Regions from separate parts of the Homo sapiens genome. Here region 1 is linked to region 2. The links are chromatin loops, found by intact Hi-C in ENCODE. Cell type or tissue: HepG2. All regions are shown on one strand. Each heading gives the region's core, and the rest is flanking DNA. Links, peaks and the distances in the headings are about the cores only.

What was found. Hi-C counts contacts between places; a loop is a spot of excess contacts. Peaks named below come from ENCODE experiments on the same cell type or tissue, not always from the same donor. Only the 100,000 strongest peaks of a DNase experiment are listed, where the experiment ranks them.
Region 1: it touches region 2 in a loop (29-fold over the local background); 4 of 110 quality-filtered maps call a loop at or near these places.

What each region holds. Positions count from the first base shown.
Region 1 is chr10:89,377,282-89,382,597 of GRCh38, forward strand. IFIT1B (interferon induced protein with tetratricopeptide repeats 1B) reads left to right here and starts at 775. Exons shown (of 2, transcript NM_001010987.2): 1 at 775-859. The coding sequence starts at 855. It also overlaps a transcript of LIPA not described here. In HepG2, for the core only: no CTCF peak of the experiment used is centred there; no DNase peak of the experiment used is centred there.
Region 2 is chr10:89,571,462-89,576,845 of GRCh38, forward strand. No RefSeq gene overlaps it. Among named protein-coding and RNA genes, the nearest start is that of MIR107, 19 kb to the right of the region's middle. In HepG2, for the core only: no CTCF peak of the experiment used is centred there; DNase peaks (open chromatin) are centred at 1,930 and 3,090.

The DNA.
Region 1 (5,316 bases), core at 317-5,316, 190 kb before region 2:
TCAGAAGAACTATGTGAATTTGGATTTAGATTTTTAACCCCCATGACCCCATCACATTCTCTGACTACATTGCATATGTTTCTCTACTGACCAGCTCAAACATTGTTGTTTGAACCACTAATGGTGAACAGTAAAGATCATCAAAACAGTCAATATGCTTGAATAGGCTCCACTATAGCCAGGGTTGGCAGTAATGCAAATGCTGCTGGAGGATGTAACCAGTATGGGACCCTTCTTATAGACCAATATCTCAAAATTGAGGAGTTGTTTTGCCTAACACAGCCCCACAGAAGAAGACCTAACCATCTGCAACCTCATTCTTCCACAAATTGACAATGACTTTCTACAGTATTCTTTTAGGCACAAACCACTGACCCTGGTCTAAGGAGCTTCCATTGTAGACGTCCCTGGAACCACCTGGCGGGATACATGTGATAGTAACAAGTTTGACAACAGAGTCTGACATGATTCACAAAAATATACGTTCCTGTCTGCCACTGGTTTTTCCACAACACTGAATGTCATCATAAAGTCCAGTTACCCTCTATCTCCTACACCACATTGACTCCAGCAAGGGAATTTGCGTATCAAAACTGCTTCTCACACACCCATCCTCTTAGCTGCCAAAACTCAGCATGTATTTGTAATCAAAGCAGAGACAGCCCTATTCCTCTGTATCATTTTCACCCTGCCAATTCACTAGGCATCAAGGGTGTAAAAAACTGCCTGGATATACCTCCCATATATAAGCACCATGCTTATCTGAGAAGCCCTAGAACTCTGTGGATGAACCTTGAAGGAGCCTCCAAGCCTGAACCAAAGCACTACAGATCACCTGCTATCTTCATAGCACCATGAGGTAAAGTCTTTCTCTGCTTCACTGACCTTATTTCTGCACACTTTGAAATTCTAAAACTTTCCTTAAGGGCCAATTTTTTGACAGGCCTTCTCCTAAGGGAGCTGTCCCACTGGTGGTTCTGACCCTGATAGGCACCCTCAACATGATAACCAAGAAGAGTTTAATAAGGGGGCTATTTAAGACGATATGGGCAAAGTTTAGGGAAATCAACAGGAAATGGTGCTTGTTGGTTGCAGGGCAGCGGGAAGAGGCGTGTTGGTTTACAACAGTGGTAACATGATAACCCTGGGCCTACAGGAGCAAGAGGAGAGAACCAGACCCAAGGAGACTCTAAGCTATAGCTGTAGGGGAGGGGCTTCTCAAGAGGCCTTTGGTGAAAAAATCACTGACAACCTCAAGCAGAGCACAGTGGGAGCTTAGGAATTAATTCCATGACCTTCACCTCCTCCTGCAATTTAATATCTGGCTGGTGCTCCCCAGTGGGCCAACCCCAGTAGAAAGTAAAAAATAAAAGAGTTTTGGAGTTAATAAAGTCCATAGAGTCAGCTTCCAAGCACAGAGCATGGTGAAGAATGTAGGAAAGTAGATTCAGAGGGGCAAGATGAGAATATATGTAGAGGCAAGTTTCCTAACTCCTGTTACAGAGCTCGCTTAGTAAGGGTAGCTGGCTTAATAAAAGCAGCAATGCTCTTAAGGAAATAAACGAGAAAGCAATCTTATTTCCAAAGATGTCATTTCTGTAGCACTTTCTAATAGAGGGACAATTACCCAGGCAACACTTAAAGACTGTTCACCAGGGAACAGAGGCCTGAGCCTAGAGAGGAGACTGGCCCGGGGACCAGTCAGGGCAAGAGCATTGAGATCCTTTTAATATACAAAATACTCTTTTAGGCATCCAGGTGAGAAGAAGCAGCTATTTTTATTTGATAAATTGGTTAAATTCACGTGGGAAAAAGAAGCTACTTTCAGAGATGGCTGTTTTTCTGTTGTTTGTTTGTTTTTGATACCAAGTCAAATTTTGTGATTACTGTGAAACTATGAAATTGTGATTACTATGAAATTTGCTTTTCACTGAATTAACTGTTCTCAAAGTGTGGTCCCCTGACTAGCAACATCAGCATCACTTGGGAAGGTAGCAGAAATGCAAATTCTCAGGCCCTACCCTAAACCTGCTGACTCAGAAACTCTAGGGTGGGGCCCATCAATCTGTGTGTTATAAGTTTTCCAGGTGATCATGTTGCCTGCTAAAATTTGAAAAACCATTATACTAGATGTTAGAAAATAAGAAATTTTGTAGGCATTGTGATATGTTTGTTCCACAAAATATATATTTCTTTTTTTCCTGGTGTAGTTAGAACTGGTGACCTGCAGAAAATGCTTTCACTCAAAAGTATTCTGACCTGCTAGAGTTCTCCCATCTGATGTTGCAGTCAGTGGGAGAGGAAGAACTTTACAGAAAAAGGGGCTGCTCTTTTGAGATCCCTTTCTAGCAAACATGTAGACCTGTCTTGAGAAGAAATTATAAATGAAGGATTGCAAAAAAATTCACCACAAGAGTACCCAAGTCTCTCTTTTTAATATAACGGGCTCCTGGTCATAAGATGTTAGTTGTGGCTGGGCATGGTGGCTCACACCTGTAATCCCAGCACTTTGGGAGGCCGAGATGGGCAGATCACGAGGTCAGGAGATCAAGACCATCCTGACTAACAAGGTGAAACCCCGCCTCTTCTAAAAAATACAAAAAATTAGCCGGGAGTGGTGGCGGGCGCCTGTAGTCCCAGCTACTCAGGAGGCTGAGGCAGGAGAATGGCGTGAACCTGGGAGGCGGAGCTTGAAGTGAGCCGAGATTGCACCACTGCACTCCAGCCTGGGCAACAGAGTGAGACTCCGTCTCAAAAAAAAAAAAAAACAAAAGGTATTAGTTGTGTCTGCATCTGTGGAGTTGACAGAAAGCAAGCCTTTCATTCCCTGCTGCCTTGGTAGCTAGTCTATGTGAGAGGTTTTGCAATGGCCTGGGCGTATGTTTCTAGAAGCCACTGACCTGAGGTGGCCTAAGGGGAATCTGGACTATCCCAGACTGAATAATGCCCACATCAAAATCCTCCTGATCCCACTGGTTCAGGGACAGAGGAGCAGATTGAGCTCCTCCTTCCATTCATGCTTATTGATCAAGACAGCTTAAGTGGAGCTTAAGTGGACAAGATCCAGGGAAATGCCTCACAAAACATGGTGACGAGTCCCTGTCTGCCACAGGCATACAGGGATTAGGTCACTACATACATGCACAAACTCATCTTTTTTTTTTTTTTTTTCCAGACAGGGCCTCCCTCTGTCACCCAGTCTGGAGTGCAGTGGCATGATCACAGCTCACTGCAGCCTCCACCTGCCCGGGCTCAGGTGATCCTCCCACGTCAGCCCAAGTCGCTGGGACTACTGGTGTGCATCGCCAGGCCCGGCTAATTTTTGTATTTTTTGAGAGACATGGTTTCGCTATGTTGCCCATGCTGGTCGTGAACTCCTGGGCTCAAGCAATTCACCTGCCTTGGACTCTCAAAGTGTTGGGATTACAGGCATTAGCCACCACGCTGGGGCCTAATTTGATGATAATATGTATACTACTAATAACAGCACTTTCTGTATGCTCACCAGATAAAAGGAGGACTTTAGGCTCTCAGCATTTCCATTTTAGAGAGTGAGGACACCTCTAGGGTGATATTCTACTCCTTAGTCTTCCCAGGGCCCAAGTCAAGAAGATACATGTTGATGAACAACCACCTATAAGAAAGAGCAATAATTCTCTTCTGGAACTTGGCAGGGCAGCCTTGTAAGATTGTGTAAATTGTGCACTTGAAATTCTACAATCTCAGTGAAAGCCAAAATCTAGTATACTTTTTTCCACCTATCAATGCATGGCCATGATTAGATCACTCAGAGGAAGACTGATCTCTTTCTACTGCTCACAAATGTGCTGGGTGGGCTAGCAGCTGAGATGCTGAGATTGGGTACATATTTAGAAAGCTTGGAATGGCTTATCTTCAAATATTCCAGCAGCTCTAGAGTAATGGAAGTCTGTGTGGATTATTTTCCCTGGGTAGTGTCTGTTCTCATCATAGCACAAGCTCCACGGGGCATGAGTGGACGATTTGGGTCAAAAACTCTTCCCGATTCCATCTTCTGTAGGGGTGGTGACTATTTTCAGTGAGCATTCTTCAGCACAATATTAATTTTACTTACTCCTGACCCCACCTCACCCAGCATATGTCCCACACACACCCCCACACACAGGTTTCATTGGGTAATCTTCCTGGGCCACAGCTGGAAGGAAGATTTCTGGGACTCCTCATCTCAGCAGTCAACTATACAGTCCTATCCTAAAGCAATATGCCAGGACTCTCATATTCCACAGACTCAAGGATGGAGAAGATGGCTTGGGATTGTGGGCAGGAATGCACTCAAGGAGGGTCTAAGCATAGTAGGGAGTTTTTTAGATGGAGACTCTGAGGGAAAAGTGAGGGCTGTGTTGAGCTGCCAGCTGTGCTCAAAGCAGCAGTCATAAGCCTGAGTATCCTCTGCCCAACTTTGTGGTGCTATTCATTATCTTGTGAATCCTTTCCTTTCTTCCTTTCTTTCCTTTCCTTTATTTTCTTTATTATTAATTTTTTTGAGACAGAGTCTGGCTCTGTTGCCCAGCCTGGAGTGCAGTGGCATGATCTCGGTTCATGGCAACCTCCACTTTCCAGACTCAAGTGATTCTTGTGCCTCAGCCTCCAGAGTAGCTGGGACAACGCTGGCTAATTTTTTGTATTTTTAGTAGAGATGGGGTTTCACCATGTTGCCCAGGCTAGTTTTGAACTCCTGAGCTCAGGCAATCTGCCTACCTCGGCCTCCCAAAATGCTAGGATTACAGGTGTGAGCCACCACACCTGGCCGTGAACTTTTTCTTTCCCTTTATTTTCAAAAAAGAATGTTTCATCATCCATTTTTTGTGATTAGATTATGGTTATATTATATTATATTATGGTTATATTGAGTCAGGATTTATATAAAAATTGTTTTTGCTATACATTGCCATATAGAGAGTAAGAGAAAATTTCATAATGGTCCTCTCTGAAATCATTCCTTGGGCCTAACGGATAGAAAACATGTCAAGTATAGACTGTAAAGTAATTAGTTTAGAACACAGAGGTAAATATACTTACATAGGATGTGAGGACCACTTTTTCAACTATTAAGGACAAATTTCTTTTTCTTCCTTCATGTTCTTATAGGGAGACTAGGACTTCAGTTCCACTTCAGAGGAGCGTGAACTATTGGGGAAAAAAACCCTTCTGGTCCCACTGACTTCATATTATTCTCTCTTCCTCATGAGTGGCTGAGAGATTACTACAATTGTTGAGATTTTATAGCCTGTCCTCCACTAGGCTTCAGGGTTACTTGATGTCAGGAGCACTGACTTA
Region 2 (5,384 bases), core at 291-5,290:
CTGACCTCAGGTGATCTGCCCACCTCAGCCTCCCAAACTGGTGGGATTACAGGCCTGAGCCACTGTGCTTGGCCTACCCTTAAAAATTTTTATTCTGACAAGAAATACTTACTAAAAGCCAAATACCATAATTTCTATATATCCTTCTCTTAACATGTAATAATTGAAAAATAAGAAAAAAGTCACACCGAAATGAACTGGTTTAATGAGAGATACTAATATTCAAAAGTATAATTAGAGCTAAGAAATTCAAGTTATTAAATAAAACAGAAAATATTTATTTCAAATTATAATAGAGAACATTTATATAGAAATCAATAATAATTCTATTTTTCAAAGATAATTTTGGAGGCTGAGACAACAGGATCCCCTAAGACCAGCCTGGGCAATATAATGAGTCCCTGTCTCTAAAAAAATAAAAACAATTAGCCAGGCATGGTGGTATGCACCTGTAGGCCCAGCTACCCAGGAGGCTGAAGTGGGAGGATCACTTGAGCCCAGGCATTCTAGGCTGCAGTGAGCTATGATTGTACCTCTACACTCCAGCCCATCTCTAAAAACAATAACAATAATAATTTTGGCATGAGTCTTCATAATAGACTCAAGTGCTTCTTCCTAGACAAGATAGAATATATATCATTTTATCCACACAGAAGTTTAGCAATAAGGTTTTGTTTGTTGTATAAGTACTCCCATATGTACAAGTCTAGCATCAATGTTTGCATAGAGGTAAAGTGTAGTGGAAGTATGATGAAGAAAAAAAAAAGAAATGGGCAAGTGGAAGAATTTTCTTTTATTTTGTTTTGTTTTTTTGAGGTGGAGTCTTATGCTGTCATCCAGGCTGGAGTGCAGTGCCACAATCTCGGCTCACTGCAACCTCTGCCTTCCAGGTTCAAGTGATTCTCCTGCCTCAGCCTCCTGAGTAGCTGGGATTACAGGTGTGAGCCACCACACCTGGCTAAATGTTTGTATTTCTAGTAAAGACGAGGTTTCACCCATATTGGCCAGGCTGGTCTTGAACTCTTGACCTCAGGTGATCCACCCGTATCGGCCTCCCAAAGTGCTGGGAATATAGGCGTGAGCCACCACACCTGGCCAAAGAATATTAACTAACTGAATAGCAGTAGGAGGAAGGCACTTGAGCTAGAACTTCAGACCAGCCAATGTGCAATTTTAAGCCTGAGTATGCAGAAATTTCAATAATATGACTGATAAAGGTGATAGATACACATTCAGACATTGCCTCTATACACAATCCCTTTTAGAAAATGGAAGCAAATCTCTGGATCATTTAGTCCCAAAAAAGCCTTGATTTTTCCCAGAAAGCCACTTCAGGATTCTTGACGATTTGTTCATGGCATGCTCTTGGCATGTTCCTTTGCCTCTTCAAGCTTCAGTCTTTTCTCCAGTAAAATGAAGATAAGAATCCCCACGTTATTCATCATCTGAGTGGATTAATGGAGATTAGGTACAGGGAGTGCCAAGCATATGAAAGGCTTAATCCATCAGAGCTGTCATTATTGTTGTGGACTCTCTTTCCTGGAAACATCTTTTATTCCCACATGGTAGCTTTTTTTTTGTTCTGTTTTGTTTTGTTTTTGTTTGTTTGCTTGTTTGTTTTTGAGACAGAGTCTCGCTCTGTCGCCCAGGCTGGAGTGCAGTGGCACAATCTTGGCTCACTGCAAGCTCTGCCTCCTGGCCTCACGCCATTCTCCTGCCTCAGCCTTGCAAGGAGCTGGGACTATAGGCACCTGCCACCACGCCTGGCTAATTTTTTTGTGTTTTCAGTAGAGACGGGGTTTCACCGTGTTAGCCAGCCTGGTCTGAATCTCCTGACCTCGTGATCCGCCCACCTCAGCCTCCCAAAGTGCTGGGATTACAGGCGTGAGTCACTGCGCCGGGACCCCATATGGTAGCTTTGTAAAGGGCAGGGTCAAGGCCCAGTTCTCACACTCACAGAAGCTCTGGGTTGGGAAGGATATTAAAGGTCACTTCTGGTCCAAGCTCTACCTCTCCATCCAGTGCCAGGTCAGAACTTGTGAAAGTTCAATGCAGGTTAATAATTTGGCACCTTTTTTACTGATATTCTCCAAATAGTTGTTCAACATTTATTTAGAAGTTTAAAAATTAGAATAATAGCAAAAAGTGTAATTTTCACTTCTCAAACTTGGTAGGTTTATTTTGGGAGTGGCCTTGAACCTATTTTGCAACTACTCCTTAGTAATTAAAATGAACTTCTCCTGAGTTGAAATGCAAGATGCAGTTAATGCTTCCAAAGTCTCTTCTGCAGGACTGGATCAATGAATAAAAACTGACACTAAAACATAAGTAGCAATTATTCAATAATTAATACTAATGAATTACTAAATCTCTACATCTTAAAAGTTTGAATACCAGTGTATTTAGAATTTGTTTGGCTTCCAAAAACTATGCATGCCATGGTGTTTTATTTTAAAACTTCAAATCCTAACACTATATACCTTTTTTAAAGTGTTAATTTCTCATTTCTTTTTCTTTTTTTTCTTTTTTCTGAGACGGAGTCTTGCTCTGTCACCCAGGCTGGAGTGCAGTGGTGCGATCTCAGCTCACTGCTCCTGGGTTCACGCCATTCTCCTGTCTCAGCCTCCTGAGTAGCTGGGACTACAGGCACCCGCCACCACACCTGGCTAATTTTTTTTTGTATTTTTAGTTAGAGATGGGGTTTCACCGTGTTAGCCAGGATGGTCTCAATCTCCCGACCTCGTGATCCTCCCGCCTCGGCCTCCCAAAGTGCTGGGATTACAGGCGTGAGCCACCGCGCCAGGCAGTTAATTTCTAAGTGTGGCTATATCTTCATAAAATCTCTCTCTATGGCCATTAAAATGGATTATGCCATAGATGAAATGGTCCTTAACATTCCATGGACAAAGACCCCTACAGCTTGATTTTGCTGAGATAATCTTCATAGTTAATTAAGGACCACAGAAGACTACCATGAGCAGCTGAGGTCAGACAGGGACTGTAGAAACACAGGCTAAAGGACACGAAGAATTGTGTAATTGACTAAATGTTCAGGGCACAGCCAACAAAACTCAATTGTTCTGGACAACCACACCATTTTCTCTAGAGTTGCTGAAAGTTGTGTGGGTGGGATCTACAGATAATTGCCCCACTTCTCCATTTCATTTTGCCTGTCTAAACATTGTATAAATAACTACTTGATAAATTCAATGTTGATGTTGGCACATGAACAGACAGACAGAAAAGTGACTGCTCATTTTAAAATGTATAAAGCCAATATAAATAGTAAACAAATCTCAAAGGAGAATGCCTAAAAATGTTTAAAATTCACAATAATGTTTAATTTACCAAATTTCAACCCACTTATGGAGCTTAATTCAAAAATACTTTTGGCTTATATTTAAAATAAAGTGACATTTGACAAACTGTTCAAATATTAAGCTTAAAAATGTACTCTTCCTAAATAATAATTTTAATACAAACTCTAGATCCACAACTTGCAGGATTAACTATCTCTTCCCCAATATGCCAAAAACACGTACACATCCAAATATGCATAGAGAATATGAATGCTAGAAAAGTTTAAGAATATATCATGAAAATATATTTCATATGTCAGGATAAATAAGCTTGAGTAGTTAATGAAAAATAATTATTTTAAAGTTTAAGTTGTCTTTAAAATTAAATTTTACATATATTTTCAAGATATATGAGAAGACATACACCACCTACCTCACTATGGAATGTGGTAAAACAAACATAATTTATATCTGTGTCATGGCAGCCAAATGGCATAAATTCTTTAGATGTTGAACTTTGCTAAAATAGCAACAGCAAATTTCATGAACAAAGTGAAGTGGAAGAGAAAAGAGAAGAACAATCCAATACAAAAACTGTCTAATTCTTTCTGGTTGCCTTATAGCCTAAAAGAAAATTTTAAACTCTCCTTAAGCCATAACTGCAAAAAATTTAAAAAGAAAATCCATCTGTTAAAACAAATTACGCAAATGGTATTGAGGCTACTTGAATTTATGTCACAGTGCCCTTAGTATTAACCACACCAACTGTGGGCCACACACGTTTGACTAAATGTGCTTAGTGGTTGATTCCAGAAATGTCATAATTCAAGAAATGTACAAGGAAAAAAACTAGTGGAAAAGCAAAAGTAACAAGTGGAATATTTTACAAAATTGAAAATAATACCACACAGGTCAAAAAAAAAACATCCAATTAACATATATAATTTCAGTTTTGTGCTATATTCCAATGGTTCTTTTCAGTCTTCTAATTTACATTGCTTTTTATATATTTCATTAATATATAGGCATATGTTGGAGAAATTGCAACTTTGTTTTCAGACCCAGGCAATCAAGTCACATGAATTTGTTTCCCAGCAGATGTACATGTTATGTTTAGAATATACTATAGTCTGTTAAGTTTGCAATAGCATTGTGTTAAAAAATATAGATACCTTAATTTCAAAAATACTTTACTGCCAAAAAATGCTAATAATCATCTGAGCCTTTAGCCAGTACTAATTATTTGCTGGTAGAGGGTCTCATCTCAATGTATTTGGCTGCTGACATCAAGGTGGTGGTTGCTGAAGGTTGTGGCAATTTCTTAAAATAGGACAAAAATGAAGTTTGCCACATTTGTTGACTCTTTCTTTCACAAAAGATTTATCTGCAGCATGTGATGTCATGTGATGGCATTTTACCCACAACAGGACTTTCAAAATTGAGGTCAATCCTTTCCAACCCTGCCGATGCTTTATCACCTGAATTTATGCAATATTCTAAATCCTTTGTTGTCATTTCAACAATGTTTACAGTGTCTTCACCAGGGGTAGATTCCATCTCGAGAAACCACTTTCTTTGCTTGTCCGTGAGAAGCAACTCCTCATCCTTTCAAGTTCTATCATGAGACTGCAGAAATTCAGTCATCTCTTCAGGTTCCACTTCTAATTCTAGTTCTCTTGCTATTTCTACCTCATCTTCAGTGACTTTCTCCACTGAAGTCTTGAACCCCTCAAATTCATCCGTGAGGGTTGGAATCCACTTCTTCCAAACTCCAGTTAGTGTTGGCATTTTGACCTCCATCCATGGATCACATATATTCTTAACGGCATCCAGAATAGTAAAACATTTCCAGACAGTTTTCAACTTATTTTGCCTAGACCCATAAGAGGAATCAGTATCTATGGCAGCCATAGCCTTACAAAATGTATTTCTTAAATAATAAAACTTGAACATTGAAATTACTCCCTGATCTGTGGGCTGTAGAATGGATATTGGATTAGCAAGTAGGAAAACATTAATCTCTTTGTACATTTACATCAGAGTTCCTGAGTGACTAGGTGCATTGTCAATGAAAGAAATCTTTTG